Regions from separate parts of the Homo sapiens genome. Here region 1 is linked to region 2. The links are chromatin loops, found by intact Hi-C in ENCODE. Cell type or tissue: PC-9. All regions are shown on one strand. Links, peaks and the distances in the headings refer to the core of each region. The heading gives the core; the rest is flanking DNA. Region 1 overlaps LOC105374602 (a long non-coding RNA gene). Region 2 has its middle 7.9 kb from the start of PDCD6-DT.

Region 1 (2,916 bases), core at 281-2,780, 220 kb before region 2:
GTCAGCTTCTGTTAGTAAGCATCGCGCTGCAACCCGGAGGCCAGATGTCCTTGGAAAAGATCAGAGACATAAAACATCACCGCCTCTGTTTATGCAGCTTACTGAAGTTTACACGGAATCCTCATGCCTTCCCTGCGTTTAAGCCTTCTATGCAAATGATAGAGACTCTAAGTAGAGAAGGAGCAGCAGATTCTTGTCCAGTTCCGTGAGTCAACACCTGCATTGTCTCACTCCCCATGTTGACGGCTGTAGAGGACTTTCCATTCTCTGCCCCTACTGCCTCCAAAAACATTGGTTTTACATTGCCATAGCTAACATTAATACCTCCTAGAATAAAGGGGGAATCACCACCGAGTGTCAGTTCTGGTTCAGATGCTGGAGTGAGGGTGTTATTCTTCTTACATATAATGCAGTAACTCCACATTGCACCAGTGGTTTGGTCAAAAGAGACTAAATTTCTAGGGAATTAGTGTTGATTATTTTTAGATATCATAACCTTGGCTTTACTGACACCTTATATTAAACAGATCTTACTTGCCAAATGCCACAAGATGCAGGCTGACAGATGGGCTCCCAGGGCTCTTGTGAGCCAGAACTGTCATATATGCAAAACGACGAGACAGAGAACACTGCCCACATCCAACACAGCACAGCCACCCTGAAAGCCTCAGCATGTAAACTTTCGTGGCACCACCCTTTCTTTTAGAAATGTGTTTAGATTTTATAGACTTTTGCTAGATTTTGTTATATAAGCTTTATGTACTGAAAGGTCTTACAGATTTTTAAATATTGAGTAAAATGTTCACCAGTATATTTTATATATATATATAATTTTTTTTCTTTAAAAACAAGGCCCTGGCTGGGCAGGTGGCTCACGTCTGTAATCCCAGCACTTTGGGAGGTTGAGGCAGGCAAATCACAAGGCCAGGAGTTCGAGACCAGCCTGGCCAACATGGTGAAACCCCGTCTCTACTAAAAATACAAAAAATTAGCTGGGCATAGTGGCGAGCACCTGTAATTTCAGCTACTTGGGAGGCTGAGGCCCGAGAATCACTTGAACTTGGGAAGTGGAGGTTGCAGTGAGCCGAGATCACCCCAATGCACTCCAGCCTAAGCGACAGAGTGACACTCCATCTCAAAACAAAAAACAAAAAACAAGGCCCTTATACAAATCACCCTTCAAACTTTTATTTAGAATTTAAGGTCATTTGGGGCTGTCATGTAAACAAAATTCTCCCAATTGCTAGGGTCCTCTTGGGGTGCTGCATTCCTGCAAGCCATGATCATGCCAGGCTTTGTCAGTGATTGGAAAAACAGATCCTTCTCCATCTGGGAGCTCAAATGCCTAGGGTGATGCCAGATCAACTTTTCATTACTGAGTCATACATTCCTAAATTCAGCGTATCACAGACAAACAGACATACCTTTAACAGTTTAACCTGACAAAGGTCTGAAATATTTCCATTGCAATAAAAGTTGTGAAAAGGCTATCTTGCTAGAGATCTCTGACTCAGAGAAGAAAGTGAAGGCTGGGCATGGTGGCTCACGCCTGTAATCCCAGCACTTTGGGAGTTCGAGGCAGGTGGATCACTTGACATCAGGAGTTCGAGAGCAGCCTGGGAAACACAGTGAAAGCCTGTCTCTACCAAAAATACAAAAATTAGCTGGGCATGGTGGTGTGTGGCTGCAGTACCAGCTACTTGGGAGGCTGCGGCAGAAGAATTGCTTGAACCTGGGAGATGGAGGTTACAGTGAGCCAAGATAGAGCCACTGCACTGCCTACAAAATAAAAAAATAAAAGTAAGAGACAGTAAGAAAGTGAAGAATCTCAGTGACTGCAGTGTTTAGGAACAGAATTTCTTTCAGGGAGGAATAGGGCTCTGAGTGTACAGAGCAGCAGTGGAAAGAATCACACAAACCCCTTTTTCCATGCACTAGATCTCGGGGTATAACTTTTATGAACTTTAATTTCCTTCTAGTTAAATAAAAATAACAATATCTACTTGATGTGTTGCCTTGTACGTTGTGTATGAAGAGCCTAGAATGACGATCGACCCAAAAATGGAGTCAGTACTTTGATCCATTCACTCTTGGGTGCTGGGCTCCTCAGGGCATAGGCAGGAGGCACAGCTGAAAAGCCACCTGTGGGTCCACAGGTGCTGCTGGGGAGCAGAGTGAAGGAGGAAATAGGACAGGTGTTAAGGAGAACACAGGTGCAGCTGGAGAGCAGAGTGCAGGAGGGAATAGGCCAGGTGCTAAGGAACATGCAGGTGCAGCTGGAGAGCAGAATGAAGGCGGGAACTAGAACAGGTGTTAAGAAACATGCAGGTGCGGCTGGAGAGCAGGGTGCAGGAGGGAACTGGGACAGGTGCTAGGGAGAACACAGGGCAGCTGAGGGACAGAGTGAAGGAGGGAATAGGACAGGGGCTAAGGAGAACACAGGTGCAGCTGGAGAGCAGAGTCCAGGAGGGAATACAACAGGTGCTAATGAAAACACAAGGGAACCTGGGGCACAGAGTGAAGGAGGGAATAGGACAGGTGCTAAGCTTAAGGCAGGTGCAGCTAGAAAGCAGAGCGCACGAGGAAACTAGAAGAGATGCTAGAGGAACACACTGAGATAGGTCCTGAGGGCTCCACTGAACCATACTTACCACTGCATTTCAGAGTTATTTCCTCTCATGCATCTATTTAAAAGGTGATCATTTGTGCACACTTTCTATCCTGCACTGCAGCTATTTTAAGTATTCCTTAAAATATTTTAAGTATTGTAAAATTCACAATTACAAAAATATGGAACCAGCCTAAATGCCCATCAACCAATGAGTGGATAAATCAAATATTATATATATACACACACCATCAAACTCTACTCAGCCATAAAAGGTTAAAAAATAATGGCATTCACAGCAACCTGGA
Region 2 (2,916 bases), core at 110-2,609:
TCAGAGCATTACCGTGTGAGCTCCGCCTCCCGCCAGAGCATTACCGTGTGAGCTCCGCCTCCCGACAGAGCATTACCGTGTGAGCTCCGCCTCCCGTCACAGCATTACCGTGTGAGCTCCGCCTCCCGACAGAGCATTACCGTGTGAGCTCCGCCTCCCGTCAGAGCATTACCGTGTGAGCTCCGCCTCCCGGCAGAGCATTACCGTGTGAGCTCCGCCTCCTGTCCAAGCATTACTGTGTGAGATCCGCCCCCTGTCATATCATTACTGGGCGAGCTCCGCCTCCTGCCAGATCAGTGGTGGCATTAGATTCTCATAGGAGTGGAACCCTGTTGTGAACTGCACATGCGAAGGATCTAGGTTATGCGCCGCTTATGAAAATCTAATGCTGATGATCTGAGATGGAACCGTTTCATCTCCAAACCATCCCCACCATCCCCACACTTGTCCGTGGAAAAAGTGTCTTCCATGAAACCAGTCCCTGGTGCCAACAAGGTTAGGGACCACCAGTTTAAATAACCAAATACTAAAAGAACTGGCATAGAAGTAAATGGGCTGCTGCTTTATTTTTAGGCTGTTCTTTTTAGAGAACAATGACAATTATTTCCAAGTTTGTCATTAGAAAGTAATATTAGGTTGGTGCAAAAGTAATTGCAGTTTTTGCCATTACTTTCAATGGTAAAAGCCACGATTACTTTTGCACCAACTTAATATGATAAATTTGTTCCTTAAAGTGTATTTTTGGTAAGAAAAACCTTTTGTTTTTCCTTATATTAATTTTTTGTTTTTTTTCTTGGTAGAGACAGAGTCTTGCCATGCTGCCCAGGCTGGAGTGCAGTGCTGTGATCTCGGCTCACTGCAACCTCCACCTCCGGGGCTCCAGCAATCCTCCCACCTCAGCCTCCCAAGGAGCTGAGACTACAGGTGTGAGCCACCATGCCTGGCTAATTTTTATATTTTTTACAGAGACAGGGTTTCACCATCTTGCCCAGGCTGGTCTCAAACTCCTGGGCTCAAGCAGTCCTCCTGCCTCAGCCTCCCAGAGTATTGGGATTATAGGTGTGAGCCACTGCCAGAAAAACTTTTCCTAAGACAAGGCAGGTTTTACATTATATTTAGATTTTTTTTTTAATGATGTCTTTTTTGGCAGTGCACAGCCAGAGAACAACACATCACACACAGGAAACAGTTGTGCTCATGTGATGGGGGCCTCAGCACTAGGAAGGAGCGGACTATTGGTGCACGCAGCAGCTTGAATAAATCTGAAAGTCACTATGCTGTGTAAGAGAAGCCAAATTTTAAAAGTGCATACTGTGTACAGAGGGTGTCGAGAATGCCTCCTACGTGACGGAAAGCAGATCCGTGGTTCCCTGCAGACTGGCAGGAGCAGATTCCAAAGGCACAGGAAGAAGCTTGTGGGTAGAGTGTGTTCATTATCTTCTGTGCATTACACCATAAAAAAGCTGGTCATAAAAATGCGAACCAAAAACAAAGGTGAAACTAGGATAAAATTTCTCACCTGTGTGATTGGTAAATGTGCAGGTTTGACATCATGCTTTGTTTATGAAGCTGTGGGATACAAGGACTCTCATACGTCACTGTGGAATGCAGAACATTGCAACCTCATGGAAGAGGATTTGGCAGCATCTAACAAAAGTATGTGGCATTTGCCCTTTGACTCAGCAATTCTAGACTGCCTCAAAAAAAACTCTGGCAAAAAAATGAAAGGACTTTACTCACAGAGTTCTTTTCACGCCTAAATATGTTTGCAACCAAGTTCTTCACTGTGGCATTTGTAAAACTGGAAACAATCAAAATGTCCATCAGTAGGGGATTAGGAACATTAATTCGTACAGTGGGGAACTCAGTACCAGAAGGAGGGATGAGGAAGACCTATTGATAAGGGGCAGAGTACATATCATATAATGCAAATATATATTTGCTTTTTCTTAAAACAGTACAAAGATAAAAAACTAAAGTGGTTGCTGTGGAGGACAGGGGTCAATGGTGGAAGTGAGACTGAAATAGACTCTGAAGTAATATCTGGACTTTGAAATTATAAGTGTTTTACATATTACCAAACTAAGTTTTAAGATAGTCCCTAAAATTGAAAGAATAGTATCTGAAATGAATGAATCTAAATTCCTTGGATTGTCTTCTGCAGGTGCCAACCCTGAGACCAAAATTTGGAAGGTGGCCCTGAGCAGCAGCTGAAGGGAAGCGGGAGGTAAGACAGGAAAGAGGTGAGGGCACAGGGTGTCTGGGAGCCGGATCCCACGTGGGCAGCTGGGCCCGTGCTCATTGTGGGAGCTGGTGCATTCCTTCACCAGCCCACGCTCCACAGGGTCAGGATGGTCAATTCCGGGCACCCCGGCCTAATCCAGGACATGCTCCTGCCACCAGAGAAAGCCCCTAGGCAGCATCCCGGGTGCTGGTGGTGTCAGAATCAAGTTTGAGTCTGAGGAGTGACCTGGGGCTGGCTGGGCTAGGCAGCATCACAGGGTTCTGCAGCCCAACTGCACATCAGGCTGGTGACAGTCACACAGCCTATTACTTCGTGTGTCATCAGAGCATCGCCAGAACGCAGCACTTCAAGTATGCAGATTTAGTGAGCCATAGTTTAAAGACAAATAGAGCCACTGAAATCCTAAATTTCAATCAATCATCTCCTTGTTACTTGTCTTATTGGTATTAAGCCTTTGAAATTATCTGGGGTGGGAGTTAAAACTATAACTAATTATGTTAATGCTAAAACTAAGATTTTTCTGGCCAGGTGCGGTGGCTCACACCTGTAATCCCAGCACTTTGGGAGGCCGAGGTGGACAGATCACCTGAGGCCAGGAGTTTAAGACCAGCCTTGCCAACATGGTGAAACCCCATCTCTACTAAAATTCAAAAATTAGCTGGGCATGGTGG

What was found. Peaks named below come from ENCODE experiments on the same cell type or tissue, not always from the same donor. Only the 100,000 strongest peaks of a DNase experiment are listed, where the experiment ranks them.
Region 1: it touches region 2 in a loop (12-fold over the local background); 1 of 110 quality-filtered maps calls a loop at or near these places.

What each region holds. Positions count from the first base shown.
Region 1 is chr5:46,109-49,024 of GRCh38, forward strand. All of the region lies in intron 1 of LOC105374602 (a long non-coding RNA gene), which reads right to left. Among named protein-coding and RNA genes, the nearest start is that of PLEKHG4B, 45 kb to the right of the region's middle. In PC-9, for the core only: no CTCF peak of the experiment used is centred there; a DNase peak (open chromatin) is centred at 1,393; H3K27me3 peaks cover 108 bases.
Region 2 is chr5:262,159-265,074 of GRCh38, forward strand. It overlaps a transcript of SDHA not described here. Among named protein-coding and RNA genes, the nearest start is that of PDCD6-DT, 7.9 kb to the right of the region's middle. In PC-9, for the core only: no CTCF peak of the experiment used is centred there; a DNase peak (open chromatin) is centred at 1,573; H3K4me3 peaks cover 537 bases; H3K27ac peaks cover 2,437 bases.